Regions from separate parts of the Mus musculus genome. Here region 2 is linked to region 1. Evidence: chromatin loops called from intact Hi-C (ENCODE). Cell type or tissue: left cerebral cortex. All regions are shown on one strand. Each heading gives the region's core, and the rest is flanking DNA. Links, peaks and the distances in the headings are about the cores only.

Evidence for each region. Hi-C counts contacts between places; a loop is a spot of excess contacts. Peaks named below come from ENCODE experiments on the same cell type or tissue, not always from the same donor. Only the 100,000 strongest peaks of a DNase experiment are listed, where the experiment ranks them.
Region 2: a loop joins it to region 1, with 2.2 times the contacts of the local background. A loop is called at or near these places in 4 of 42 quality-filtered maps.

What each region holds. Positions count from the first base shown.
Region 1 is chr8:47,564,061-47,579,895 of GRCm38, reverse strand. No RefSeq gene overlaps it. Among named protein-coding and RNA genes, the nearest start is that of Gm39172, 23 kb to the left of the region's middle. In left cerebral cortex, for the core only: no CTCF peak of the experiment used is centred there; no DNase peak of the experiment used is centred there.
Region 2 is chr8:47,649,111-47,664,945 of GRCm38, reverse strand. No RefSeq gene overlaps it. Among named protein-coding and RNA genes, the nearest start is that of Ing2, 18 kb to the left of the region's middle. In left cerebral cortex, for the core only: no CTCF peak of the experiment used is centred there; a DNase peak (open chromatin) is centred at 9,336.

The DNA of each region.
Region 1 (15,835 bases), core at 6,439-8,938:
TGGACTTGAACTACATCAGCCCTTCTCTGACGGCCCAGCCTACCAGTCCTCCCCTGTGGAGGTTTGACCTCTGAGGATCCACAGTGAGCTGGGATCTAAATTGTTCACACATCCAGATTAGTTCTTCTTTCTGGAGAACCCTAACTGATCTGTTAAGGGATGGAGACCTCTGATTCCTGCCATATATGCCTATATTTTCTTCAGGCTTTGAGATGACACATAATTGTCCTAACTCCGCCCATGTGGCTACCCATGCTAGATACCTGACATCAAGTCTACTGAGTCTTCTCCATCCCAGGGTAGGGGGTTCTATTCGATACACAGGTCACGTTCATACGCATGAATACTCTTCCTGTCTCTCGGCTCCCTGCTTTGATAAACTCTGAGCATCCTCATAAGAAAGCGTCAAGTCAGGCAGTGGTGGCGCACACCTTTAATCCCATCACTTAGGAGGCAGAGTCAGGCGGATTTCTGGGTTCGAGGCCAGCCTGGTCTACAGAGTGAGTTCCAGGACAGCCAGGGCTATACAGAGAAACCCTGTCTCAAAAAAAAAAAAGAAAGAGAGAGAGAGAGAGAGAGAGAGAGAAGAAAAGAAAAGAAAAGAAAAGAAAAGAAAAGAAAAGAAAAGAAAAGAAAAGAAAAGAAAAAGAAGAAAGAAAGAAAAAGAAAGCGTCAAGCATGGCTCCCTTGCATCCAGTCTCTAAAAGACCTTAGCACGAGCCCCATTCAGACTCCATTCAGGAGGAGGCTTATTGTCTCCTCCTCAAGAGCTTTGAGGCACATTTCTAGAGGAAATTCTCTTCAGCAATATCAAGACTAATCATATAAACGGGCTGCCTTTCTGGGACATACATACCATTGTGAGTTCTCCCAATCATCAAACGATTTCCTGCACTCTGTGCAGATTTCCAGCTACACGCTTACTTAGTTTTAATATTTGATGTTCTAATCCTGAGGTGAAATTCACCATCATTTGGAAAAATAGAGCTTTGGACTTGCTATCAGTGCCCCAGGGGGCTCATATTTAATTAAAACCTAATGGAGAAGGCGTTTCTTTAATAATTGATTAGTCTTATCACTTAAGCGTGTCTTGGCTGTTGCCTTTGGGAATGAGTGACTTTTACCTTTCCTCTTTTGTGTAAAACCCACACATGCCTCTTAGCAACTCTTGGTATTTGTGCTGCTTTCCTTTTGAGAGAGCTAATCCAGTCTCCTGTGCCACTTGAAAGCTGGCTTTTGAACATGACCCCAGAGACCAGTGGAAACCAGAGTGTGCCTCCCGTTAGAGGACACCCTAGTTGGTGTTAGTCTACAAAAGTTTTGCTTGTTTATTTTAAACTATGCATATGTGTGACTGTTGTGGGTTATGTACACGTGAGTGCAATGCCTATGGAGGCCAGAGGAGGGCGTTGGATGCCCTGGCTGGAATTACAGAGCAGTGAGTACTGCAGTGGCCAACAGTGATGCTGGAAACTGAACTTGGGTCTTCTGCAAGAGCAGAGTATACTCACAACAACAACAACAACAACAACAACAACAACAACAACAACAGCAAGAAGGCTATATCAAGTGAATGAGAATTCTGGGTGTTTTTGGAGTGGGTTCTAGAATCCTGTACACATCAAATTTTTTATTTGGAAACCAAGATGAGTTACAGCATTTGACACAGGAAGGAGAGATGTTTGTTCTTGGAGTGAAGCCGTTTTCCTCCAACCCAGTCTCAGGGAAAACTCCAACCTCAGTGAGAACAGCAACACCACCACCATTATCTGGAAAATGGAAGGCTGCAGCTTGCCCCGCCTCTCCAGCATGAAGAATTCTGCCCATCCCTACAGCAATAGGTCAGTCAGACAAGAAAAGTGTCAAGAACACTGACAGTCAAAAGAAACACAGATGAACAGGTCAAATGTCTAGTGAGCAAAACAAAACAAAACAAAAAGCTGGACGTGGTGCACGCCTTTAATCCCAGCACTCGGAAGGCAGAGGCAGGCAGATTTCTGAGTTCGAGGCCAGCCTGGTCTACAAAGTAAGTTCCAGGACAGTCAGGGTTATACAGAGAAACCCTGTCTTGAAAAACAAAAACAAAAACAAAAAAACAAATGTCTAGTGAGGAAGTTCCTCTGAATGACAGAATCCCACAGTAGACAATAGTGTACGTGAATTCTCTTGGTAGGAATTGAAGCAGCAGTCTTTGGGAACCACAATGGCAGCGTGAAACAAAGTATCAGGTCCAGAGCTTGATACAGCAGTTCTGGGCATTTTCTACAGAAATACCGACACAAAGGCAAAGATGCAACATGGCTTCCAATGGCTAAGAGGTAGAAACAGACTATGCCTGTGTTCCATGAATATGTTTCTTACCTACAAAGGCCAGAAGGCAGCTATATTTCCCCTTGAGTTGGAGTTATAGGTGGTTGTAAACCACCATGTGGTTGCTAGGAATAGAACCTGGGTACTTTGGAAAACAGCCAGTTCTTAACCACATGGTTAAAACAGTGTTCTTAACCATGGAATCATCTTTCCAGGGCCTGTTGTTGATTTTTAAATAATTATGCACACTGAAACCCTTGAATATAGTAAAAATGTCTAATTTTTCCTCTTAAGAAAGTTCATGTGTATGTTCTTGCGTCTGGAGTATAGATGTTTGTCTATGTGCATGTGTAAGTACAGGCACATGTGTACATATGTTGTGTGCATGTGCCAGAGGTTGGTGTAGGGTGTCTGGCGTAGGGTGTCTTCCTCAGTTTTTTTGCCACACTATATTTTGAGACACAATCTCTCACTGAATCTACATCTTATCAATTAGGTTAGCTTCTCTCACCAATGAACTCCAGAGTACCATCTATTCCTGTCCTTGTCCCTGCTAGTTCTGGGGTTAAACCATCAAGTCTGGCTTTTTATGTGTATCTTAGGGTTTTACTGCTGTGAACAGACATCATGACCAAGGCCACTCTTATAAGGACAACATTTAATTAGGGCTGGCTTAAAGGTTCAGAGGTTCAGTCCAGTATCATCAAGGCAGGCATGATGCAGGAAGAGCTGAGAGTTCTACATCTTCATCTGAAGTCTGCTAGGACAAGACTAAACCCCATGTGTTTGGGAGGAAGGTTTCATTGCCCATCCCTCAGTGACACACTTCTTCCAACAAGGCCACACCTACTCCAACAAGGCTATACCTCCTAATAGTGCCACTCCCTTGCTGCAGGCTGGCTCTGTCGAAGTCCCTCAACCCTGCGAGAAATCAGGGTCTCAGTACTCAGGTGGGCAAGGAGTCGGTGAGTGACAAACAGACACGAACACAAAAGAGTGTTGGATCTGAATGTAATTTCTCAAAGTTAGCATCAGACTTATATTACAGAAAAAAACAATGAAGTTAGATGACACATCAGCCACGGTACATTGAGGTTATCTGATGCATAATGACACAAAACAGAAAAATGCATACATAAAGACTGGCGGGAATCAGGCAGTGGTTACAACTGAGATAAAAAGCGGCCCTATCTGAAGTCAACTATTCCACAAGCTGGTGAGGATTTCACACCCTAGTCACAAGGGTCCCTTAGTAAGCACCTAACTATGCTATTCCTCTGAGCCTTGTGAAAACTTGAACCAGGGGTTTCTGCTCTTGCTAACCTTTTCATGAATAATGCAACCCTCCTTCTTCCTAGACCATTGTAAATTCCTGCATATGGTAGTGACTCAGCTGCTATTCTAAGTGTTTGTGGGGAACCTCCATTTACCAAAGGAGCCCACCAAACTTTCTTCTATTAAGTAATGTAGTCTGGGAGCCTCTAAGGTGGCACATACCTTTAATCCCAGCACTTGGGAGGCAGAGGCAGGCAAATTTCTGAGTTCGAGGCAAGCCTGGTCTACAGAGTGAGTTCCAGGACAGCCAGGGCTACACAGAGAAACCCTGTCTGGAAAAAAAAAAAGAAAAAGAAAAGAAAAGAAAAGAAAAGTAATGCAGTCTGCCATACATAACCATAAAAAGAATTCCAAACTTACTTTGTTAAACTTGCCCTGAAATTTCTAACTCCATCTAGTAAATTATGATGCCTAATTTCTTTCACTATCTCTCTTTCAGTACTGGAGGCATTTTGTCTGAATAAGTAACATTCTTACGAAATTCCAAGCCCAGGGTCAGCTCAACAACTGCCAAGGACATTGGGACACTGGTAAAGGCTAGGAAGCAATGTTCAATCTAATTAGCTATTTGTCAAATCATTCTTTGGGGGCACCTATAATAAAACAATACTGAAGGAAAGCACACAGAACCCTTCACCAACTATTGCAAGGACATATCTGGACCACATCTGTGTTATGGGATGCCAGAGACTCTCCAGGAGACCAGTTTCTGTGAAACTTTTTGCCTCAGGACTGCGGGCAAGCTTTTGGACTTGTCATGCAGACTCCACTGGAGTGGGTGTGGCACTCCTTGGGACAAGCATATACAAACCTGACTCCATGTCCTTTTCTCTCTCTCTGTCTCTCATCTGTCTCTGTCTCTCTTTCTCTCTCTGACAGAGCCTTACTTACTATGTGGCCTGTCTGGCCTCCAATTTTTTCTCTTGCTCCAGGCTTCCAAGTGCTTGGTTACAGGAATGTGCCACCCATACCCTGCTGACTGACACTTCCAGAAGGAACTATTATATTCATTCCTCAAACTATGTTTAGCTGCTTCCCAATTTCTACATTTCCCCATTGGTATTTATATCAGTGTCCAATTTTGCATCCTTTTGTATTATTCTTGGAACAAACTCTTATAAACTTAGTTCCTGAAAATAATATAATTATTATTATATCAGTTAATTTTTTTATACTCTGTAGGGTCAAATTAAATCAGTTTCACCAGGCTAAGAGCAGGTACTGCTGGCTCCACTCCTTCCGAAGGCTCAGAAGGACCCACTCTCTGGCCTGCCAAGCTTCTAGAACAGGGCTTCTCAACTTTCTTAATGCCATGGACCTTTAATACAGTTCCTTATGCTGTGGTGACCCCTCCAACTATAAAGTTATTTTCATTGCTACTGCAGAACTGTAAGTTTGCTAGTTATGAATTATAATGTAAACATCTGGTATGTGACCCTGAGAAAGGGCCATTGTGACCCACAGGCTGAGAACTACTATTATGGAAGGTCCTCTGCATCTCAGCTCCATCCCTGCGTGAAGAGCTTAGTGTCTCCTCACCTCTCTAATCTCTGCTTTCATCTTTCTATCTTCTAACTCTGACTTTGACTCACTGGACCCAGATGAATAGCCTAGAATAAATTTTCCACCTGAAGCCCTTTAATTTTATTTATGCAAAGAGAGCCCCTTTTACAGTGCAAGGCAATGGAGTCATAGGTCTTGGGAATTAGCACACTGATATCTTAGGTGCAACCATTCTGCTTATATAGCCTATTGGAAGAAAAACTCTATTCTCTCCTTATTCCTCCCTCCCTCCCTCATCCATGCTTTTTTATTGTCTATTTACTATCATGTATCTTATTTTATAACATCTATTCGTCATCATATATTATGTTTTTACTTATCATATACATATATGTGTGTATATACATATATATCACCTGTTTTTCCCTATCATGTATTCTCTATCTATGTATCTATGCTCTATCTACCTACCTTCTAGGCGACATCTATTTGATAGATCTTCTACCTGTCATCTTTCTTCTTTGCCTTCATCGTCATCTTTATCATCACTTCTCTGTCTAATACTGATTCATGGATTCCCATTTGGTCCCATGAGGTGTGACCTGCTGCTGGCCCTTAGGAGGCAGTTCATTCCTTTTTAATCAAATTTCCCTAGTTTCTTGAGACAATCCTTAATTTTTTGGCACAATAAGATATTGCAGACAAGCCAAGCATGGTGGCACACCCCTTTAATGCCAGCACTCAGGAGGCAGAAGCAGATCTCTGTGAGTTCAAGACCAGTATGGTCTACAAAGTGAATTCCAGACAGCCAGGGCTATTACACAGAGAAACCGTATCTTGGGGAAAACATAACAAGGAGGAGGAGGGAGAGGAAGAAGAGGAGGAGGAGGAAGAGGAGGAGGAGGAGGAGGAGAAGATATTCCAGACTCAATCCTGAACCTTCCCCGCTCCAGTCTTAGTGTCAGACATTTTCCCAAGAAACCCGACTCTCTTCAATGGCGACTGATAAAGCATGAATCAGCATTAGACCTAGGTCTGCTGGTGTAGCCTGTTCAGCTCAGTGACTTGGAAAATTGAAATGGGAGGATCACTAATTCAAGGCCAGCTTTGGCTACAGAGTGAAGACACTGCCTCAAAATCAAAGAAGTCTAAAGATACCGGTAGTCCGGTGCCTGCCTCGCCTGTGTGAGGCCCTAGGTGTAACCCTCCGGGAAACCACCATCAGGGAAACAAGAACAAACACAAGCCCACTGGACAGTAGTAGTAGGATGCTGCTGTTGTTAGAGCCTTCCAGGAATCTGTACACAGAGATATAGCTCATGGGCATATGCACTAACATATCATATAATCTTAAACTCACACATAGCTGTGCAGTGTAATATATCTTACATGCACAGTCATATCTATCCAGTTAAAAGCGCAAGTTTCCAGCAACCCTTCTAACCCCAGCCTAACACCGTGCATTTCAGATGTATTTACTCATATCTGCATTTGTCCTCTTTCCTAATAATAGAAAAGATGAATCTCACAAGTATTAGCACATTGGACGCTTATCAGTTCAGTCCCAGATTCCCATCCCTGCCACAGACAGGGTTCCTCGCCGTTGGTTTCCTACAACTTACGCCAGGCCACAGGGTCACATCATCCTGCTTGTCTTCAGGTGACCTGTTCCAGGCCTTCCCTGCATGTGAATGCCTTCTTCCTCTGCTGGCCTCTGAGAGCACAGGATGTGGCACGCAGGTGTCCTCACCACACCAGGGGGTCTCACATCTTTCTGCTTCTGCTCATCCCTCTTTTCCCCAATCTTTCTACCCCTTGTACTGGCTGGTTCTGTGTCTACCTGACACAGCTGGGGTTATCACAGAGAAAGGAGCTTCAGTTGAGGAAATGCCTCCATGAGATCCAACTGTAAGGCATTTCCTCAATTAGTGGTCAAGGGGGAAAGGCCCCTTGTGGGTGGGACCATCTCTGGGCCTATAAGAGAGCAGGCTGAGCAAGCCAGGGGAAGCAAGCCAGTAAAGAACATCCCTCCATGGCCTCTGCATCAGCTCCTGCTTCCTGACCTGCTTGAGTTCCAGTCCTGACTTCCTTGGTGATGAACAGCAGTATGGAAGTGTAAGCCGAATAAACCCTTTCCTCCCCAACTTGCTTCTTGGTCATGATGTTTGTGCGGGAATAGAAACCCTGACTAAGACACCCCTCTTAGCTCTGAAAGGTCCAGCAACCCATGGTTGGCCCTAACTATATCACCCCTGCTAAAACACTAGCCCCTGCCCCTTGTCTCTGACACTGGAGCTGGTCATTGCTGTCTCCACACAGTCTCCCACCGGCTCTCCTTCCTCACTTCACTGAGGCTCAAAACACCACATATTGGCCAGCCCACCCAAAGGAGTCCTGGAGCTTGCTCACACTAGCTTCAGATAGACAGTTACGATGTTACCCCCGACCCCCTACCAACTCTGCATCCAGGTTATGTTGGCAGCTTGGAACTGGCATTCTAGATCCTTTTACCCTACATCAGTTGGCAAAGATTAGAGATCAAGTCTTCAATGCCCCTACTCTGCTTTCAAACATTTACCTTCCAACCTCTGATCTTACCTGACCCAGGTATCTAATGTTCTTAGCACTGCCCAAAGGCATTGGATTTACAAACTCTCTCTCTCTCTCTCTCTCTCTCTCTCTCTCTCTCTCTCTCTCTCTCTCTGTGTGTGTGTGTGTGTGTGTGTGTGTGTGTGTGTGTGTGTGTGTGGTCATGTGTATGTTTGTGTACTCATTATTGTTAGACCCAGGGCCTCTCATGTACTTGGCAAGTACTCGTCCCGTCCCCTTTCAGAGCTATCTATCATTCCATTGCCTATATTTGTTACTTAGTTGGGCTACAAGGAACATTAGTTACTTTTGAATTTGGGGGAAAAATACAATGACTTTTGCAAAGTTCCAGTGTTTCCTTAAATAATGAGTCTTACTGGAAGCTAAGTAAGAAATTCAAATTTGCCCGCATCCCAGATTGGATTGAAGTATTTACCACTGGCTAGAAAAGAATATACCACAAGTCAGGTATGGCCTCGTTCTTGCTTTTTATACTGTACACTGAGCACGTCTGAGACTGTAAAGTCTCAATGAAAGTCAGATTCTACATTCATATGAAATCAAAGTAACTAGGTTTTAACATTGAAGCAAATGACCACACACAGTTAAGAAAGGTCTTTGACGCCTCTTCTTCAACAACCAACTCTAGTGATAATGAGCCTTTAAACATTTCTTACTCAGGCTGGAGAGATGGCTCGGTGGTTAAGAGCACTGATTGCTCTTCCAGAGGTTCTGAGTTCAATTCCCAGCAACCACATGGTGGCTCACAACATCTGTAGTGGGATCTGATGCCCTCTTATTGGTGTGTCTCATATAAATAAAATAAATAAATCTTGGAAAAATTTTTCTTACTCTAGTAACTTTCTGTGCACCCTTAACTTCAGAATATAGCCATGTCTGTCAGGGCTCTCTAGGGCAATAGAACCGAGAATTAAATAGTCATGTGGATGTGTGTGGATGCGCGCATGCGTGCATGGAATTTTGGGTCCTGCAGGCCTGAAATCCCTAGGGAAAGCCTGCTGGGAGAAGATGCAGGTAGGTGTGGGTGGTAGGGTCTTGAGTCTATAATTTGCAGGCTAGGCTAGGCCAGGCCAGGCTGGCTGGACACTTAGGCAAGGTTCCCATATTTCTGTTTTGGAGTGGGATTCCTTCCTCTTTGAGGTTCCATCAACTGGAGGGGGCTCATCCACACTATGAGGGTTAGTCTGCTTTGCTAACTCAAGATATTATTGTCTCTGTGACATCCCTTTGTAGCAGCCTCTAGATCAGTGTTTGACCATAACTAAGCATGAGTGTCCAACACAGCTGATACATACAGAGGGCCAGCAGAGTCATTATCTGCTGTGAAAGCAACATTGATTTTCTTTGCCAGGCAATTTCAAGCATTTGACTTAATTTTTCTTAATGATGGTAAACTGGCAACTAATAGACTCTTAGCTGATTTGGAGTTTCCATGCTAATCTTGTTAGGAGAATAACATAATCTTAGTAATTTTTGCTCTCTTCTCTCGGTGATATCATGTATTCCATTTTCCTTGATGATTTCCGGTCTTTGGAGGAAATATATATATATATATCATTAAACAGGTACCATGCTGGAACTTGTGAGTGAAGGTGTTCCACACATGGTCTCTGCCTCTCCGCGCTCCGTGGGAGAACAGTTGGCTCATGCAGGTTGGACCAGCATGGCTCAGGACTCCAAGAGGAGTGATTCCCTCACCCATTCTCGGTGCTTTCTTTCCCGTTTCATAGAGCAAGCCTGAGAGTGGGACTTGCCAAGGGAGACAAAATGCCAGGTTGGGCAGCCAGCAGGTTGAAGCCAGCTGACAGCTGGTTCAGGGAGTTGGCTGTCTAGTATGCCTGTTGCCAGCACCTGTTGATCTTGCAGGCCATTGAGTAGGAGCACAGCCCCTCCTGCCGAGGACCAGGAGGAAGTCTGGGCTCATTAGATCTCTGCTGACATTCACAGTCAGTCTGTTTTCCTTCCTACAAAGTATACAGAAAACTCATAAATAAAGCATACCTTGAGTAAAATTCTACTCTTGCTCTCATGCATTACTGATCTCAAACAGCCTTTGATGATCTGCACATATAGTCCTTGCAAGAAAGAACACAGAGATGGGGATGGTGATATACCTCAGGGGGGAGACATTGGCTTAGTATGCGTGACCGAGGCTTCAGGTTTGATTTTCCAGCACCAAAAATAAAAAGCAAGATTCCCCCGGAGTAAATGTCCCATCAGCTGATGATAACTGCCACAAACTGGAGGTGACATTGCAGCCTGCTGGTTAAATAATGCAATAACCATAGGTGATTTAAGTAGCTTGGACCTGATACCACCACTTCATCAGTTTCTTTTTCGTTGTTGTTGCTGTGATAAAATGCCCAGCAATAGTCACTTAAAGGGTCTCACGGCTTACTGAGTATTGTCCATCATGGTCAGGTACCAGAAGCGAGGCAGCTGGTCACCTTGTGCCCACAGTCAGGAAGCAGACCGATAATGCTGGTGCCGAGCTTCCTTTCTCCTTACATTAAACACACACACACACACACACACACACACACACACACACACACACACACACTTATTGATTTATTGTGCCAAAGTGCACACATGGAAGTCAGAGGACAACGTGTGGGGGTCAGTTCTCTTACCATGTGTGGTAACTCAGGAGTAAACGCTGGCCATCAGGCTGGTGGAAGGTGCCTCTCCACTGAGCCATTCGGAAAGCCCTCACTTTCTTCTTCTATCCAGTCTGGTACCCAGCCCAGAAAATGATGCTGTTCATGTTTGGGCTGGTGTTTCTTCTCTCCACAGCTGCCTCACTGAGAGAAGATGCCCCCACTGTCACGCCCACAGTGTGTCTCCCAGGTGATTTCAAACCTTTTCAAGCTGGTAGTCACGATTAGCCATAACAGCCATAAAACTCTTTCTTTAAGGCTACTATTCATTCGTTCATTCATTCATTCATTCATTCAATAGTTCCAGTGCATTTTAAACCACCCCCTGTCAATTCCATATAAAACCCTAGCTCTGTTGCGGTAAATCTTCAACCCAAATATGCCCCATCAATGAAAACACAACACAGTTAATATGAATACATGCTGTGCGCCTAGATTGGGCAGATCAACCGCACTGCCATCTTCTATAGCTTATGAGACCCCTTAGAACTTGCAGTTTCTTTAGGTCACGTGCTTCTGCTCTGCTTTTCTTCTTCCTCCTCCTCCTCCTCTGCATCCTCCCTCTTCAATTTTCTCCTTCTTCTCTCCCCCAATTTTCTGCTCCAATTTCCCTTTATCTGCCCAATCATCAGCTCTCCTTTATTTTACAAATTAAGGTGGGAAGCAGGTTTACAGGAAATCACCTGAGTGCTGACTCATTCCTTGTTCACAACCCCTCAGAGGAGAACAGAATTATCATCAAATATAATTAGTCCCAGGGCTATCCACAACCTAGCTCTTGTCCCAAGTATTCAACAAAGCAATCAGCCACTAGCCAAGTGTAGTTTTTTTTTTCTTTTTTTTAAAATTTATTTATTATTATATGTAAGTACACTGTATATGTAAGTACACAGCTGTCTTCAGCCACACCAGAAGAGGGCATCAGAACTCATTACAGATGGTTGTGAGCCATGTGGTTGCAAGGATTTGAACTCAGAATCTTCGGAAGAGCAGTCAGTGCTCTTAACCACTGAGCCATCTCTCCAGCCCCAAGTGTAGGTTTTCTACATTAAAATCAGCGGGTGCCCTAGTTGGGTTTCTATTTCTGTGCAGAACACACTGACCGAGAACAGCTCAGGAAAGAAATTGTTTGTTTGGCTTATAAGCCGCTGTCACAGTCAATCACTGAGGGAAGCCAGAGCTTTCTGTGTAAATAATGCAGCAACTGTAGGAGATTTAAGTCATTTGGGGATGATAACCACCACTGTGTTGGTTTCTTTTTTCTTAAGCACAGAGCCAGGAGCTGAGGCAGGGACTTTGGCAGAGGCCACGGAAGAACACTTCTTTTTAGCTCACTCCTCAAGGCTTGCTCTTCCTATGTATACAACCCAGGACCACCTACCCAGGTGTGGTACCATCCCCCGAGTGGGCTGTGTCCTCCCATACCAATAATCAATTAGGAAAATGCCCCCACTGACTTGCATTCAGACCGATCTGATGGAGAATTTTCTCAATGGAGATTCCTCCTTCCCAGATGACTCTAGTCTGTGTCAAGTTGACAACTAGCCAGTACAAGTAGATTTTATTTTTCTATGGGTTCTGGGGAAGCTAGGCAGACAGTCTACTCTTGAACTATGTGCCAGACCCTGTAACTGCCTACCATAAATTAGCAGTTAAGTTTCTTGGTCACACTACCCACATGCATGCAAATATCCACACCCAGCAGCCGTGTGCTCCCAGCCGCCATCTTATTGCATGACACAGCTGTGGCATGTAGCTGTGGCAGATGAAGGTGATGTTGGACTGTTAGGCTGATGTTGGGCAGGAAACAAAGCCTTGAATTGGCTGATGTCCACATCTCATCCTTCTCAGCCTTTTAACAAGAAGCACTGTTTACTGTGGAGTGAGTGGTAGTTGGGAAGGTGGGTGCAGGTTCTTCGAATTACTCTGAGTTTTAGTCTTGGGCCAAGCAAAACTCACCATCGGTAATTCTAGATCACAGAGTCTTGGCTTTTAAAAAAACCTGCTTTCACAAACCTCACTTTGGGGTTTTGCTTGCAAAATTACGGAGGCATAGCCTCTGGGATATTGATGTCCTAGCACGTGAAGTTTTACTGTGGTATGATAGAGACCTGTGCAGAGATTGGGCAGTTCCTGACAGATGATGTGTAAGCAGAAAAGCGCCTGGTCTGGAAACTATGGGACAAAAAAGGATCAGCGGGTACAGAGAACACAGGGACAATTCTTGAGAGCATTGTGCACTTAACAATAGTTTGCTAGCAAGTTAGCTTTGAACGTTCTGCAAGCCAAAGAATTAGTGAGTGAGTGGCATGCCTTTAATAAGCAAAAAGGAGAAACTACACATTTTGAGGGTGGGGGCGTCGAGGCTCTTAAAGCATTTACCTCCACAGGAATTGCCTATATTGAGTTTCACCCTGGGAGGACAAAGAGATTTGAGTGACGGTTGTGTAAGTTGATGTTTGGGTTTTGTTCCATTGCTTTTTGCTTTTGTTTTGTGATGCTGGGGTTGGAACGCAGAGTCATATCCCCAGCTCCGGCTAGTAATTTTCATTTTGAAGGAAGCTCAGACCTACAGGAAAAATAACAAGAATGAGTACAAAGAGTACAAAATCCCCTACACTCTTTACAAATTCCCCTAGTGTGGTGGTTTTGAATAGCGATGGCCCCTATAGACTCATGTGTTTGAATGCTTGGCCATAAGGAGTGGCACTATTAGTCGGTGTGGCTTTGTCGGAGGAAGTGTGTCATGGTGAGGTGGGCTTTGAGTTTCTCAAGCTGCACCCAGTATGATTCACAGTCTCTTTCTGTTCCTTCAGATCAAAATGTAGAACTCTCGGCTCCTTCTCCAGCACCATGTCAGCCTGCATGCTGTCATGTTTCCCCACCATGACGATAATGGACTGAACCTCTGCAACTGGAAAACCAGCCCCAATGAAGTGTTTCCCTTTATAAGAGTTGCTGTGGTCATGGTGTCTCTTCATGGCAACAAAACCCGAAGACACTTAGTGTTAAGTGTGTTGTTTCTCTGTGCAAGAACTTTGTCATCACCGCTCTTTATGTCTCCGTTACCTTCTCTCCAAACTTATATATAAGTTTATATATAATTGAACCAGGAGATACAGAAAGTATATGCATATATGCACATACATACATACATACATACACATAATGCATAGATATATACATCTTTCTAAACCACATTTAGAAATATTATGCTCCTTTACTTCTAAATACTTGAATGTGTATATCTTAATTTTTTTTTTTAGTTTTAATAAGATGGGGTTGGAGAGGTGACTCAGTGGTTAGAAACACTGGCTGCTCTTCCAGAGAATATGTGTTCAATTCCCACCATGTACATGGTGGCTCAAAACCATCTGTAATGATGTGTACTTGTGTGTGAGTGTGAGTTCCCAGGGAGGCCAGAGATGTTGGAGATCCGTTGAGCTGGGGTTATAGGTCATTGTGAGCCACCCAGTGTGGGTGCTAGGAACTGAACACAGGTCCTCTGCAAGAGCAGCCTGTGCTCTATCCACTGGATGCCTTACCAACCCCTCAATATGTGTTTCTTTAAAACTAAGGCATTCTCTTACATAACCATAGGACAGTTGACAATGAAGTGCTATTTCCCAGGCTACAACTATTTTCTGAATTTGTCACACTTCCTGTAGAAATGATTTAATCCCAACCCTGGGTTACTATCCTGCCTTTGACCATTTAGTTCCAGAGAAACAAAACAAAACAAAAAATACATACAACCTTTATATTTACAATAAGCCTTAAACAGCACAAGATCTGGGCAGGTACCTACCCTCCATGCTATTAGAATCTTCTTTCCTATCGATAACCCCAAGTTATTACTATTTACTATGTTCCATCTGAGCTACTCTTAGCTCCAATCTGCTAGCCCTCAGGGCCATGTTTTTATGGCTCACCTAACCCGTGGTGGCTTGTCCTTCTTCCTCCTATACCCTCTTCTCCTCTCACTTCTCCTCCCACCCCAAGCCCAGGAAACCCAAACCCCACCTATGTATCTTCTGCCCAACTATTGGCTGTTAGTATCTCTATTTACCAATCTAGGGGGCTGGTGAGATGGCTCAGTTGGTAAGAGTACCTGACTGCTCTTCCAAAGGTCCAGAGTTCAAATCCCAGCAATCACATGGTGGCTCACAACCATCTGGGGGGACTCTCTCATTTCTGGGACAACTGAGTCCTGGGGGTCTGCTCTTAGCATTACAATAGATAACAAAAAACCAAACCTCAACATTTCTCAAATACCTTTTATAATATAAAGAAAAGTCTTCTACAAGAATCTTCTCTAAACTCAGCCTTGTAGTCTATCATCTCTGGCTTCCAGGCTAAAAAATAAATAAATAAATAAAAATAAAAATGGTTGGGGCAGCAAATGTTAAAGTGGAGGGGACAACTGATTATTCCACTGCCTATCACACCAACATATAAATATACATACATATACATATATATAAACTTGTATTTTACATATATATATGTATATCATACATATATATATCATACATATATATATCATAAAAGCAAAAAGCAGAAGGTGTCAAAATCAAATAGAAATTGTGTTAACCCTAATGCCCCAAATTAAATAAAATCAGATTGCCTAATTGTGTCTATATAAAACATTGATGAAATCTCATGCTTGCATAAGCCCCTGTTGTAGTAAATCTTGCTTGTCAACTTAATATACTTGGGAAGAGAGTACCTCAATAGAGAAGTTGTCCTCATCAGAGTGGCCTGTGGGCAAGTCGGTGGAATTCTCTGTTAATTGTAGGAGGATACAGTCCACTGTGGGCAGCACCATCCCTAGGCAGGCATATCTGGGCTATACATGACAAATAGCAGAACATGAGCCCAAATGCAAGCCAGTGGGCAGGATTCTTCCATTGGTTTCTACTTGAAGGTCCTCCCTTGAGTTCCTGCCTTGGCCTTCCCAGCTGATGGACTGCAACCTGTAAGCTAAACTAAACCCTTCTCCTTAAATTGCTTTTGGTCACAGTATTTATCACAGAAACAAACCCCAACAGTCCTCCTACAACTCTCTGCCCAGCAAGTGTCTCTTATCATGAAGATTATTAATCATTGTGGCCAAAGATATCTGATATAACCATCTTCATTTCTGTCTTTTAAGACTTTCCCTTGCATCAACATGTTTGAATGTATTCACTGTATAATAAATGTGTAGACCCAATGCAAAGCTCTGGTATACATAAATGTAAACATGATTCTTTTTAAAATCTATCTATCTATCTATCTATCTATCTATCTATCTATCTATCTATCATCTATCTACCTATTTTGTATGTCTCTGTGTGTATATGTGTGTACGTGTGTGTACGTATTTAAGTGCATAAGCATGTGTGTGTATGTATACATGTGTATATGTGTACATA
Region 2 (15,835 bases), core at 7,882-10,381, 84 kb before region 1:
GGAATTAAAGATAAGTGTGTGAAATGTTGCCGAGGAAAGTTGGAACAAGAATAGTTCAGGAAAAGTCAGTCTGAGCTATTGCTATGCCAAGGGGTTGGGTCCTACCTTCTGATGAGCTGTTTGCAAACTGCCTGGGTCAAAGTATGGAAAAATAAAAATAAAAAAAAAAATACAAAATAGCCCCTCTAACTCTCAGAGCCAGGAAAATGGCATTTCTCCTCCCCTTTATGTGTGCCCACTCATCCTCTGCAGCATCCAGCCTCGCTGCCCTGTGGAGAGTGCTGAGAGGCGCAGCAGTGGATGGAGCAGGTGGGCTCTGCTGCACTTTCTCAGTCAAGCGCTGGTGCTTTGGTGGAGAGCCAGGGATGGTTTCAGTAATGTGTGTCAGTTTGGACTTAGCTTAATTGTGATTGCTTGACCGTGGTGCACAAGCCGGGAAACTGGCTCCTAACCTTTCCTGTTCGAGTGTGAGGGCTGTGCTCTGAGTCAGGGCTCCAAAGGCTTTTATCTGTGAGCCTGGTCAGGTCCCTGTCCTTGGCCTGCAGTTTGTGTAAGTGAGAAGTGAGCAGTGTAGAATGGTTATTGGAAAAGCTGCCATCATTCACGTCTCTGGGGAGGTCTGAAGGATGAGTGTTCCTGATCTCAAGCTAACTATTTAGGGTTTCTAAAATACCAGCTTTTAATTCATGTATGTGGTTGGTGGAAGCCGAAGAATGAGAGTTCAAGGCCAGCCTGGATTATGTAGTGTCTCAGGACACAAGACGGATGCCTTGCATTAAAAAAAAATTCTTAAAGCTAAAAGTCACAAGGTTTCTATAAAGCCTGCCTACAAGATGCTAATCAACATTATCCATATAAACATTATATAGACTGATCAAAAGTCAGTATGCTGACCCATAGAGATTTTAGTGTGGTCTGTTTTTTTATCTGAGAAGTCCCCCACACCCATTCCAGTGCCTCATTTACATCCCATTGCTTGCTTGCTTAGTTGCTTTCTTTCTTTCTTTCTTTCTTTCTTTCTTTCTTTCTTTCTTTCTTTCTTTCTTTCTTCCTTCCTTCCTTCCTTCCTTCCTTCCTTCCTTTTTCTTTCCTTTTTTTTTTTGAAACAGAGTTGTTTGTTTTTTGAGACAGGGTTTCTCTGTGTAGCTCTGTCTGGAAAGCAGATTTCTTGGGCCAGCCTTATACCATTGCTTTTGGGCCAACTGTTGACAGAGTTGGAAAAAAAGAATTGTGAAAGCTATCTACATGACTTCCTTGGTTATTCATCCCCAGTCTAGGGGGGGGTCTTCATCCAAAAGTAAAATTCCCAGTTCCTTACAGATCGGACATCAGCATGTTGGTGGTCACCATAAACACTGACGGAGTGAGATTTCCGTAAGATGGAGTATTGTGGCTTTTGGGTAGCTACATGCCTATAAACACAAAAGTATTCTTCACAGATTTTGAGAGTATTGGAAAAACAATTGGCCTGCTTTCTTAAGTAGGTCCTTAGTCCCCTTGGCCTTTGATGGGACTTAAGTAAGCGCTGACCCTTGTGACTCAGCACGTGACAACACCTGGTCCTCAGACCTCATTCCAGTCAGGAGGGCCATTTGCTTCTGAACTTTGCCTCAGGCTGGCTTGAAGAACGTTTTTCTTTTTTTCAGTTTTTCAAAAACTGCTTAGCAGCTTTGCCTTGGTTATATCTTGAAAAAGCATTTGGTTAGATTTATATCTAGCTTAATAAATAGGCTCTGAGAAACTGGGGTGCCCAAAAGGCTTAGGTTTTGAATATGTGGATTTTAAGTTAGGTTTGAAAGTGTTTTGTTTTAATGTTCTATCTTTTTATGAGACAGGGTTTTCTTGTATTCTTGGCTAGCATGGAACTTAGTGTGTAGACCAGGCTGGCTTTGAACTCAGTGATCCACTTGCCTCTGCCTTTAATTCTAGCTCTAGGATTAAAAGCGTGCACCACCCTTAGCAGACAAATGTGTAGTTTTACGCTCCCCCTCAGCTGTGTCTCCTAGAGCAGTGTTTTACTGTGTTCTTACTCTGAAGATCAGAATCTGATTACTTTGTTTTACCGCAGCCTTTAACTTATTTATATAGTGTGTTAACATTAGAAACAGTCTACATGAAACAGAATGTGGTCCAACTGGCTGGTTTCCTCTCCAGGCGTTCAGGTATTAGCCTAGCAATGTGGAATCCCGCCATCAGTGACAAGTAATAATGTTGGTTCCAAAAGAATTTACCTTATCAAGAATGTAAAATGGTAGCACATAACATTTCCAAGCTTGAAAGATGGACTTGAATTGTTTTTTTTTTTTTTGGCGGGGGGGGGGGGGGGGAGGGGATGTTTGTGTGTGAGTGTGTGGCATGCCCCAAATAGCAAAAACGTCCTTCAACAATTTTTAGAGTACATTTTAGTTTTTTGTTACTAAGCGTCATTTCCTATCAATTTGAAAGGGCAAGTTCTCACAGATTAAAGAAAAGAGGGTGTCTCTTTCTTTTTTTTTTTTTTTTTTTTTTTTTTTTTTGAGAAAGGGTTTCTCTGTCCAGGCTGTCCTGGAACTCACTTTGTAGACTAGGCTAGCCTTGAACTCAGAAATCTGCCTGCCTCTGCCTCCCAAGTGCTGGGATTAAAGGCATGTGCCACCACCGCCTGGCTGATGATTTTTTTTTAAAGTTATTTTCTTTTTTTTTAATATTTATTTATTTATTATATGTAAGTACACTGTAGCTGTCCTCAGACACTCCAGAAGAGGGAGTCAGATCTCGTTATGGATGGTTGTGAGCCACCATGTGGTTGCTGGGATTTGAACTCCTGACCTTCGGAAGAGCAGTCAGTGCTCTTACCCACTGAGCCATCTCACCAGCCCGATGATGGTTTTTTTAATTGGTTGGTTGAGGTTTTTTTTGTTTTTTTGAGACCTGGTTTTTCTGTGTAGTCCTGGCTGACCTGGAACTGGGTAGACCAGGCTGGCCTTGAACTCAGAGGTCTGCCTGCCTCTGCCTCCTGAGTCCTAGGATTAAAGGCATGCATCACCACTGCCTGGATTGGGTGAGCCCGATTTTTGACCCATCCACCAACTCACCTTTTCCTGTATCCTCATATTGGAGTCTTGATGTCATTTGAACTGTTGCTTAAGACTTCAGTCTTTCTGATTAATCATAACTGTATGTGGATGTTAATGGGAATGTCTGTGTTTGAAGCCTCCCTGAACAGATTGGATACAGCTGATGGTCATAATGTTCAGTAAGAGGGTATAAGCGACCTTCTCACTTTACAACCAATTGAATTAGCTTAGCTTCTTGATGAGTTAAAGAGGCCTAGATTTTATAACCTTAAATTGAGGATGGTAGCCTTCATTTCTGATCGGACAAACTCCAAAAGGGACTCCTGCTAGCCTTGAACTCATTTCTAGGAAAATAAGCATGACAAGAGATGGGTGATAATGAGAATCTTAATTTAGCCCACATTTTTACCAATCTGCAGAGACAGGGGCTAGCTGGTCGCCTGGGATTTAATTCCTGGAGTGACTGTCAGAGTTCCAAATACGCCATTTCTAATACAGGTCACTGGTTACTGAGAGAGTGGAACATTTGTCTTTTAGGTTTTTTTCACCTCTTTAGTTGGTATTTCAGGAAAATAATCAAAAATTTCCTGGAACGTATGTATGTGTTGGGTGGGGTTTTTTGTTTTTGTCTTTTGCATTTCGAGACAAGGTTTCTCTGTGTAGCCCTTGGATGACTTAGAACTCACTCTGTAGACCAGGCTGGTCTGCGACTCAAAGAAGGCCTGCTAATGCTTCGTGAGGCCTGGGATTAATGAAAGGTGTGTACTACTTTTACTACCACCAGGCTTTATATACTGATTGTTAAAGATTGTAGGGGTGTGTCGGGGGGGGGTGTTACCTGAATGTAATGGAATGTCTGGATGGCTAAGCCAATGGCACAGTCAGATATACACAATGTATATGCCTGTGGAAGGCAGAGACCAGTGAGGTCAGATGAGGGAGTCAGATCCTCTGGAACTGGAGTTACAAATGGTTGTTAGCCACCATGTAGCTGCTGGGAACTAAACCTAAGTTCTCTGGAAGTGTGGCCCATGCTTTTTTGGCAGATTAGCCATCTTTCCAGCGGTGGGATCTAAGTTTAACTTAGGGCAGTTATTGCTTTGTTATAGCCTTAAGTACCATGCTAGATTCTAGAAGCAGCAAGCTTCTCTGTCCATCCCATAGATAGCTTGTTAAAGCCGCTTTTGAAAATAGCTAGTGCTTATTCAGAAGAGGCTGAGTGTCAAATGGGAACAGAGATGATATGCAAAGGGAGGCCTTCCCTTTTCAGAATCATCTTTTTAAAGAAAGAAGATGACGAAGCTTCCACCCCGCTCTCCCTGGTGTGTCAGCTCAAGACTTGCAGTCTGCTGGGCTGGGGAAGCCAGCTTTGTACTGTCGTTGCTTCATGATAGCCTTCAATGCCGTGCTAGATTCTAGAGCACCCTCCTTACAACCCTAGCTCTTTTCCCGGAGGGATGGCGTTTACAGGGTTCTGGGAACAGAATACATGCCATCGCCATCGTGTATTCTGTGCCCTTTGCTCTTGCTTTAAGCTTTAAAAATCTTAGGGAACAATGGAAAGAGAGTGAAAGCTATTTTCTCAAGGAACTTCAGAATTCACCCTGAATTCTTCTTATAATGGTTCAACAGAATGAGTTAAAGAAATAATTAGCAATATTTATGATGTCTTTTAACTGCTAACTAATGATACTAATATTAGCTCACTTCAGAGGAAACTATAGTTTGGTTACAGAGTGGTATAGTCGGACTCAAGAATAGAAATGCATCATTAGGAAATTGAGAGGAGTTGGGGAAAGTATCAGGAGGAAGCAATATTAAAGGTTAATTTACAGGTACATTAAAGATCTATGGTATAGCATTTCTATCTCACCGACTCACGCAATTTTAAGTGGTTTGCTTTATTTTAAAATAATACTATAAAACATCAGAAATTACATCTTTACAGTCATATAAACTTATAATTAACCGTTTTAGAAGTCAATTTATATGTGTGAGAAGGTCTATAGTTTTGTTTTTGTCTTTTGTTTTTCTTTTCATCTTAGAGGATACGAGAGCAAATTTTTATTAGAAACTGTTGACATGAACAGTCCACCCATCGCTCTTGGCCTTTACTTGCTTGCCTTACACTGCCTTTCCACTGCCACCACCCTCTTCCATGGTGTTGACAGTACAGCGGCCAGTGTCTGTGGCCACGGTGGTACTCCTGCCTCTCTTCAGACCTCCAGTTCTTCCAGAAGATGATTAACTCAACTATTTGACTCAAACAAGAACAAAGTTCATCAGAGTTCTCTATTGCTCCCCACTCCCTCTCTCCTTCCCCTCCCCCCCACCCCTCCGTGTATGTGTGTGTGTGTGTGTGAGTACTTGTGGAAGCCTGAAGTTGATGTCATGTCTTCTTTTGCTCTCTATTTTGTTTATTGAGGCAGGGTCTCTCACTGAACCTGTAACCTGCCATTTTTGCCTAATCCAGTTAGCTAGCTTGTCCCGGGTCCCTTGTCTCTACCTCCAGAGTGCTGGGATTACATAGATGGGCTGCAGAGCTGCCTGGTTTTTATGTGGGTGCTGGGAGTACTTATTCTGACCCTCATGCACAGCAAACCATTTAGCCACTTGGCCCCCCACACCTGCGGCATCCAGCAGAGCTACCCACCTCTCTTCCCTGGGATGGTGGCTGTTCTCAGGTTCAGACTCTACCAGACTCTACTTATGCACAGGAACTTTGTTCCTAAAAATAGTTCCTTTCTACATTTTCTAGGTTTCCACTCCTATTGGATTTTTCCTTTGTATTGCTATGTTTCTAATTTTAAAAACCAGAAAGAACAAAATAGCGAAGATAATAGACCACATGTCATGCTAACTACTATTCGTGTGTATGTGTGTGCGTGTGTATGTGTGTGTGTTCCTTAAATCTGAGGTAGCTCAAGAGATATTCAGGGGGTTAAGAGCAGCCTTTGATGGTCTTCCAGAGGCTCTGGGTTTATTCCCAGTACCAACATGGCTGCTCACAGCTGTCTGTAATTCCAGTTCCAGGGCATCTGATGCCAACACTCACACAGCCTTAAATGCATATATATATATATATATATATATATATATATGCAAACAAAACCCTTTTTTTTGAGTTTTGTTTTCCTCTCTCCCTCTCTCGAGTGACTTTGGTGTGCCACATGAAGCGATTCCCACGGTCAGCTTTGACTGGCCTGCCATGATCTTTCCCTGCTGGCACTTGCCTTTAGAGGAGTCCCCTCTTCCAAAGATGCTTTCTCCGTCTCCAGAGTTGGAATACCCGTGTTCGTCACATGGCTCTGTCCTCCTGCTCTGCCAAGTCTTCCTTCTGTCCCAAGGACTGAGGTGTACTAGGCTAAGCCTTCAGAACAGTCTAGGATCCTAGGAAATGACACACTTTCTGATGGCTCTGATGACTGCCAGAGGCCTAGCAGCAGCCTAGCTCTCACATCTAGGTTCACACGGTCAGCTGCCTTCCCGCCTTGGTCCTTCCTTATGGCAACGGGACATTTCACACCTAACACAGGTTTTTATACCCTCCTTAGTCAGACCCCTGCGCTTTTCCTGTCTTCTCCTTTATGGAGAATGACAATTCCACCTTTTGTTTCTCAGGCTAAAATTTATGACGTCATCTTCGACTCTTCCCTTTTAGGGTCCCAAACCATCTTGCTCTGTGAGCTCATCAAAATATATCCAGCAGCCTGCCATTCTCTCCTCCCCTCATCAAGGCCACCACCAGCCACCTCTGGGACGACTGTCAAAAGAGCCTGCTGACCAATCTTTTCTACGTTCACTTAATTTTGTATGATTATTGCCTCCAAACTGGCTAAACAGATTCAGCCAAATCAGTCTTTCCTCTTTTTAATTTCCTGCAGTGGCTTCTTATGTAAAACCTACAGGTCTTGTGATGGCCTAAACAGGACTCTCTTAGTTAGGCCTCAAGCCTCAACTTCGAGTACTCTCCTTTCCCCACTCGATTCCAGCCACACTGGCCAACCTGTGCCCCACCCTGTGCATTTCCAGGGTTCTCCAGCCACCGGTGTGTACTTCCCTATGCTTCAAGCCCATTATCTTTGATTTCTATTTTGCTTTTTTCTTTTTCTGAGGCCACCCAACAAACATTCAGGCTCTAAATACCCTCTTCTCCTACCCACAAAACCTTAGCCAGCCTCGCTTGTGATTGAAGAAAGATTGTAACATCCTCTAATCAGAGGACGGCTATTTGAAGTTTACCTGCTCAGAGAATGTCATGTTTTCAGTTGAGCTAAAAGGACGCGTCTTTAGTTTCTGTAAGTTTGATAGCGTGTATAAAGACTTAAGAGAAAGCGCCAGAATGAGAGGAAGCGTCCCTAAGATGTGTTATCCACTCTATCTGTCTCCGCCTCTTCCTCACGTCTCAGGTAAGTTATTTGAATGTCTCCTCCCACTAAGATGTAAGCTCCTTGAGAGCAGGAACCGTGTGTGCCCCCCCCAACAGCTGTACTTTCAGTGACACACGGTCTGTTCCTAATAAATATTTTTTTAAATAAGTGTCATGATACATTTATTAATCGAGTCCAGTGTCTGGTTCCTTAGGCTAGAGAAGCTAGCTGGCCCATGTCCTTGTACATACTACTCAGTAGAACTGAATGCTTCAGATAGGAGAGCCACCTGTCAGGGCATCCTGGGAGCAATTAGCTGTGACGCTTGGCTTAGTTTGTTTCCTGTTGCTGTGATAAAGTATCCTGACAAAGGCAACAGAGAGGAGAAAGGGTTGGCTTGGCTCACGATTCCAGGTACAGTCCATCATTGCAGGGAAGTCAGGGCAGCAGGGACTTGAAGCGGGAGTCACAATGCAACCACAGTCAAGAGCAGAGAGCCATGAAGTAATGTCTGCATGCCAGTGTCCAGCTCTCTCCCCACTCACACAGTGAAGGAGCTCCCTCTGCCGTGGTCCAGGGAATGTCCTGATGTTTTCCCTCAGTCCAACCAAGATTCCCCACAGGCATCACCACAGACCAGCCTAATCTAGACAAGTCCTCATGGAACCTCCATTCCCAGATGATTTTAGACCATCACGCTGACAACCCCCCCACCCCCAAGTGCACATTAGCTACACTCCTTTTTTTTTCTTCTTCAACTTAATGAGTCTCATGCAGCCTTTTGTGCATACTTTCTATTGATCTTCTTTCCTCTTTCTCTCCCCCATTTCCCACCTCTCTGTGTCCCCTTCCTCTCTCCTCCACTTCTGCTTTCCTGTCATGTGTACTCTGATACACCCACCCTTAAGACCTCTTTCCCTTTCTTACGGTCCCATTTCTGACTCATGACATACACTCTCCTACACACATATACATATATATATTAATTAGATCTAGGATCTGCATAGGAGAGAAAACATATTTGTCTTTCTTAGTCTGGGATATTTTACAACATAATTGACAGTTCTAGTCACTTTACTGCATAACATTTTATTGTGCATGTGTGTCACAGTCTCCTTATGTATTCGTCTGTTAATGGACACTTAGGCTACTCCATATGATGTTCCCTCTTTAAAAGGAGAGATGGTGCAGTGGTTAAGAGCACAGGCTGTTCTTAAAGAAGACTCAGGCTCAATTACCAGTGCCCACATGGCAGCTCATAACTGGTTTGTATCTCCAGGGAATCCAATGCTCTCTTCTGGCCTCCACAAGCACCAGACATGTGTGCGGTACACATACATACTATACACACTCATGGACAGAAATAAAAAGAAATATTAATTTTTTAAAAAGTGATTCATTAATTTGGTTCCAAAACAAAGAGCTTTGTTGCTAAGTCAAGGAAATGAGAAATTAATGTTAAAGGAAGATTATGTAAACATCCCATGATGAATGCACTAGAAGGATGATAAACCATCACAAAATACCAAACTGCTTAGTGGACAGCTCAGTTAAAATGCAGGAAGACAGGGCTCTCTGAAATTCTACGTGAACCCTTGACCTAAAAACAAAATTGTCACATGCTATAACACTGGCCACCATATATCTAGGGATTGTCACTAACAGATGGCAAGATGAAGGACCGATTTGCTACTGTTTCTGTGTTAAATTGTAGACAACGATTATCTCCTCTTCCGAAATTAAGACAGCACAGCTTTAAGAGGGTATTTCCCAGTACTGTCTCCACCAAGGGACAGATGCTGTCTCAGAGTGTTGTTTTCCATCCAAAGAGGCTGAGGATACCCAAGCAAAGATGGCTTCAAAGAAGCACTGAAAATACTGCATCCCCCAAAGATAAGGATGGGCCACAGCCTGGTATGATTCAGGGAAAGGGAGATGTAAAAATAGCTAAGTGTTGCTAGCTGGGTACCCATGCCAGATGAAGTGAATTTTCATCAAAGCAGTCTGTGCTGGTAACCTTCAATAGCCTCAAATGGTCTTCGTCAGCACATGCCTTTAGCCATTATTGGTTGGTTAGCTTTAACACTGAACATCAAAATCTCTTCCTGTTGCTATTCTAATGGAGCTTGGAAGATCCTTGGGGGTGTGGCCAATGGTAGTATGTTTGCCTCGCATGCACGAGGCTCGGGGTTTAAATCCCCAGTACCACTAAAAATTAAATTAAAAAAAATACACCAAAATAAAATAAAATAAACACATTTAATAAAATTAAATATACAAATTAAATTTTAAAAATACATTACAAATTCTTTACAGGAGCTCAGTTATAGTGATGATTTTCTTTAAAATTTCTTTTAAAAAACACAGAAATAAGAATATGTTTTCATTTTAATCCTTCAGACTGTCCAGAGCAGCTGACTAAGATTTTGCCTCAGGGCGTAGCAGAGGCATGATTTTGCCACCAGCAGATAGTTTCTGTGATGATGTGACACTGGGGATTCTGGGGATCTTTCAGAGGATGTATAAGTGCTAGGGCTCCGAGAGAGTCAGGGTGGGTTGTTGGTTGTTGATTGGTTGCTGTTGGTGCTTGTTGGTCAGGGTTTGTTAAGTAGGTATGCACAAAGAAGAAATTAGATATCCTGATGGCAAAGATCAAACTTGCCTCACAGAACTCGGTACCCCTAACCAGCAGGAAGTAATTTAACAACACCATCACCTCCTGTCCTTCCTCTTCTTTCTTTTCTCCTCTTTGGTGTTAGGGAGTTGAAAGGATAGAGAAGAGTAGAGGAGGCTAAAGAAAAAAGAATTCCCAAAGTAGCAGAAGAGCTATACTCAGTCAGTAATGTGACAGGCATGAGCACCTGAGGTTGATCCCCTGCACTGTGGGAGGAGCTAGATGTGGTGACACAAGTTTGTAATCCCAGGGCTGGGAGATAAGACCTACAGTGAGACCTGGAGCTCACTGGTCAGCCGGCCTAGCCTGCGGGACAAAGCCCAGGCCAGTGGGAGACTGATTCAAACAACCGAGGTGAATTTCTCTTAAGGAACAACACCTAAGGCTTATCTCCAGCCTCTGTACACAGACACATGCATGCACAGACACAGACACAGACACAGACAGACAGACAGACAGACACACCAACACCCCAGCACAAACACACACAAGATAAATCAGTGAAGGTTAGATATTTTTCTCTACTGGCCATAGTCCTGCTCTCTGAGTGTGATTCTATGAACATACATTTGACAAATGTAAAACAAATTATCGTTGGTCACTCAGCTGGGTCGGACAGGATCTGCAACGAGAATTTACCACGTTTGCTTTTTTGCTTATTGGGTTTCAGTGCTAGATTTGTTTGTTTGTTTGTTTTCTTTCTTTGTCTATAATGAAGTCCTTGCAGTTATTTTGAGTTGGGAAAGTAGAGCGTACAGAATATATGTGCAACAAACATTGTTGACGGGCAAACAGCAGCAGGAGAGAAGTCCAAGCTATCTCTAGGTCCTATTTGCTCTCATCAAAAGCTGGTGTCTGAGAGCCTGGTGTGGTGGCTGGACAGCATCTTATTAACTTCCAAAAGGCTTTCTTGTTCCTCTTGGGTTTTGTGAGGCCTGACTGTGTTGTCATTTCCCTAAACTGCCTGATTGCTTTGGTTGAAAGGACACCCTTGAGCTGGGTGTGGTGGTGAATGCCTTTAATCCCAGCACTCGGGAGGCAGAGGCAGGTGGATTTCTGAGTTCGAGGCCAGCCTGGTCTACAGAGTGAGTTCCAGGGCAGCTGGGGCTATGAGAGAAACCCTGTCTCCAAAAACCAAAAAAAAAAAAAAAAAAAAAAAAAGACAGGCCCCCTTTTCTCTCCTCTGGCCCCTTATTTGCATTTGCTGTACTTCTATCTCTGGCTTCTCATCTGGAAGTGTCACCCGATGTCACTTCAGCCCCGTTCTTCTGCCACTTTCTCCACACTCCTCTGAAATCTCACTATTTTGGTTGTCAGCCACTACCTTGCAGATCCACACAGATCTGCTGCTGGACACCCATGCTCTCTGTTTGGCTTCCCTAGCTGTCCCAGTAACAGCTTGTACCAGTATGTGTTCTGACATCCCAGGTCTCTCCCAACATCCATGCCAGTAATCCTACATAATTTTTTTCCTCCCAAGGCAGGTTTCTCTGTGCAGTCCTGGCTATCCTGGAACTTGCTCTGTAGACCACGCTAACCTCAAATTCAGAGATCTGCCTGCCTCTGCCTCCCAAGTACTGGAATTAAATGATGTGCTTCCATGCCTTGCTTGATAGACCGTTTACTATGGACAACAGAAAACACAGTTTCTTTAACAGGCTTCAAAGTAGAGCAGTATACCAATGCGCAAACGGCTTCTTTTTCTCTCTTTTAATTACTGGTCCCATGGTTGTGCACTCCTGTAATCCCAACACTTGCGAGAGTTCAAAGCCAGCCTGGGCAACATAATGAGACCCAATTTCAGCAAAGGGTATTGGTCCTAATTTTATATCTGAGTCTTCTCTTTGTTGCATGCTACAACATTTAGACAAGCTTGAAATTCATTTGGAATTAAGAATTGCACAATTAGCAGGGCTCAAATCTAACCTAGAGGTTGTATGTGGAGGGGGAGGTTTTATTGGCACAGAGGACCTTAGAGCAACCTGGGACATAGCTTGTAGGTCTTTGTGGGTCACCACGCACTAGCCGTAGAGCTATATAATGACCTAAAGACAATGCATGCTGAGCGGTGAGAATGGTTTGAAAACCAGATAGGAATTTGGATAAGGAATAGCTCCCTCTGGATTCTTTTGTTAGTCAGCAAGAAATGTACCTTGCTATCCACCTACCACCACTCAATTGCAGTCTATCCTGTGAACAGCCTGGGACCAGGAATGTGACCAGTCCGAGTCTGCAGATTACTTGGCTACAGTCATGCCTCCCCCCCAACTCCCCGGCTTAATACTGTTAAAGCTGGCGAGTTAATCTGCATCTGCCTATCGCCTGCTCTCCCCTTCTCTATTAGCTCAAGCTAATAGAAAAACAAAGATGTTATTTATTTCCCCTCTTAAAGCTTCCAGCCTTGGTTAGTTAATAATTGATCTTCAACAAATAGCCCTTGAGCAACTAAAGAACTTTTCCATTGCACAAATCCTCATACCATCTCATCTGGCTTTATCTGAGAGAGGGCCCATTGGTGTTAGGGTCCCGGAAGTCCTGGGCCAAAGAAAGGGGAGATATGTGGTAAGAAGGCTCAGCAGGCAATGGTGCTTGCTGCCAAGCCTGAGTTTGAGCCTCTGGGATCTACGGGATGGAAGGAGAGAAGCAAGTTCCACAGTTGTCTTCTGAGTTCCGCATGCACGTAATAAGTAAGGCACACGGACACACCCTCATCGTTATACATTTTTTTTGTAAGCCGTGGAGTAAGGTACAGCCTGGAATAGTCTCTATAGTGAGAAGCATCCCTTGGTCTGCTCTCCAGGCTCCTCACACATACCCTGTCTCAGCAGTCAGGATTTGTTGCAGAGGTAAGTAAGGCATGGGTAGGACTTAAGTCAAGGACTGCACTGTTCTTGTCGCGATTATTTTATGTCAACCAGCACAAAGCAACTCCAGGATAGCTTCATCTATTCATGCAACACTTTTTCAAGACAGGGTTTCTCTGTATATCCCTGGCTGCCCTGGAACTCACTCTGTAGACCAGGCTGGCCTCGAACTCAGAAATCCGTCTGCCTCTGCCTCCCGAGTGCTGGGATTAAAGGCGTGCACCACCACTACCCAGCACTTTTTTTTTTTTAAGATTTATTTACTTATTATATGTAAGTACACTGTAGCTGTCTTCAGACACCCCAGAAGAGGGCATCAGATCTCATTACAGATGGTTGTGAGCCATCATGTGGTTGCTGGGATTTGAACTCATGACCTTCAGAAGAGTAGTCGGTGTTCTTAAGCGCTGAGCCATTTCTCTAGTCCCATGCAACACTTTTTTATTTGTTTTTTGTTTTTTTTTTTGGCTTTGGGTTTTGAGGTACGGATTCTCTGTGTAGCCCTAGCTGTCCTGAAACTCACTCTGTAGACTAGGCTGCACTCAAACTCACAGAGATCCACCTGCCTCTGCCTCCCAAGTGCTGGGATTAAAGGTATTCACCACATAACATTTTCAAAAGCGTCTTTTCATTGTGGATGAAGTACTTTCAAGTCTTTTAAGAAGCTAGTAAGGAGTTTGGATAGAGCAGTTACCGGAACCGTCACGTTGTCTGCATTAGTCTCTTCTCTTGGTTGTATTTTTCTTTCGTTTTCCTATCTCAAGGTTTCCAAGAAGGCAGAGAAAGGTGATTGAGATTGGCCCGTGCAGTCTGGCTGGTATTTCCATACAAGTTTGGAATGTGCAGAATCAGCCCCAGCTATCGATAAAAGTAAGCAAGACTCTAAAACAATGATCTCAAAAATGCAACTGTCCAGACACAGCTAAGCCCCAGTCTAAAGAACTGGCCTGCTGGGAGGCTGTCTTTAAGACAAGTTAATAATACTGGGTCTCAGTTCAGAGCAGTGCCTGGATTCCTATCATTCCCAACTTTGTTTACCTTTCTGGGGAGATCAACTTAGCCGCTGACTGCATTCAAGGATGCATGCCTGTCTGGTTTGGGCATCCTCAGTTTCCAAGGGTTTGAAAACCCCTAAGACAGACTTTTGAGGCCACCATGTAGTCTTTGCAGAAAGTTTGACAAGGAGATCCATTGCTCAGAGATCATGAAATACAGCAGTTTGAAAGGGTATGGAATGTTTACCTACCTAATAGGATGGGCTTCCCAGAGTCTCATCTCAGCCTTTAGTGACTCACTTCTGAGGAAAGGCACTGGGTCAGTGGGGTGACATTAAATAAAGCAATCATTACGAATGGTGAGCCATGGCGGTTGCACGGGCTAAAGGCATTTGTCACCAGCTGTGGTAACCCAAGTTGTAGCTCTAGAACCTACACAGCAGCAGGAAAGAACTGACTCCTGGAAATTGTCCTCCAGCTTCCAACGTGTGTGTGACACCCCCCCCCCCCCAAATAAATAGATGTATAAAAAAGAAAACATTACCCGAGAATGTTTCTGACAATGGCCTGCCCAAGTCATATACTCTTCAGATGTAACATCTAGAAAGGATAGGGCAAAGTGAGATCACAATATAAAAGAACAACCGGAACAACTTAGCATGTGAGTAAGCTGGCATGGATATTAAAAAATAAAATAAATCAAAGTTGGGGGGTGCAAAAAGAGGGGCAGCTGTGAGCTTTAAAAGACAGGGTGCACTCATAATTGGATTCTGCCTGAACAAAAGCAGCTGTAAAAAGATACATTGGGGTGCTAGGGTTGGAGCCCCAAGAAAGTGCTTGTTGAGTGTACATGAGGTCTTCCATTCAAATACTAGTCCCGAGAAAACTATATTGCATTAGAACAATCGAGAAAAAGTTGATTCTGACTGGAGGTTAGATTATATGAACTTATTACTAATATTTTTAGATGTGATGATGTAATCACGATTATACATCATACTCCCGGATTTGGGAGAGGCATGCAGGAATATTTAAGCGTGAAATTTCATAACTGTAATTTGTTTTCTAGTAGTTAAAAACAACAGCCATGAAAGTAAATCAACTATACACGTACAAACAAACACAGCCATTATTAGATCTTGGTGAGGGAGGAGCTCCCTGTGGCTTACTGGCCGTGCAACCTGGTCTATTTGGCACTTTCTAAGCTGTCTAGGGACTCTAGTTTAACAAGGTAGCCAGCTGTTGAGAAACTTCACCCAAGTTGATCTCTGACCTCAGTGTACACACGTGTGCATGTTCATGCAAAAACACCCTCCCCCAACATGTGCATACACGTGCACCACGCGCCCTTAGGACAAAATAACTGGTATACAGTAGCAATTTGTGCGGTATTCTTCGTTGTATGAAAATGTCAGCAAGCAATTCATTGCTCTTGGAGATGCTGAAAGCTGTGGTTTCAGATCTTTGCAACACAGCGTGACGTGATTGCCATGAATGCTTCAGGACACGCCCATTCTGCTCTTCACCCTGTGGTTGGAAATCTTCACTTCATTTTTTTTTCTGCTTTGGAACTGTCTTGATTGGCAGAGGATCCTTGAAAATGGCAGGCAGTCCTCACAACCAGGAAATGGGCTCATCCCTTTGACTTAAAGTGACAAATCTGCTTTGGGATAGTAGGCACTCTCTTCCGCCGAACCTAGAGAACTCTTTCTGTGGGAACCTGCAAGGATTGCTCAGATGTTGGCCCCACACTGATCCAGAAACTGGGACTTCTTTGCTGCAGGACTCAGCAAACCAACCCTGCTTATGAGGAAACCTAGTGGTTGCTCAGCTGGAAAACCCAGGCGGCTCAATCCTAGTAGGTACTAACTGGATA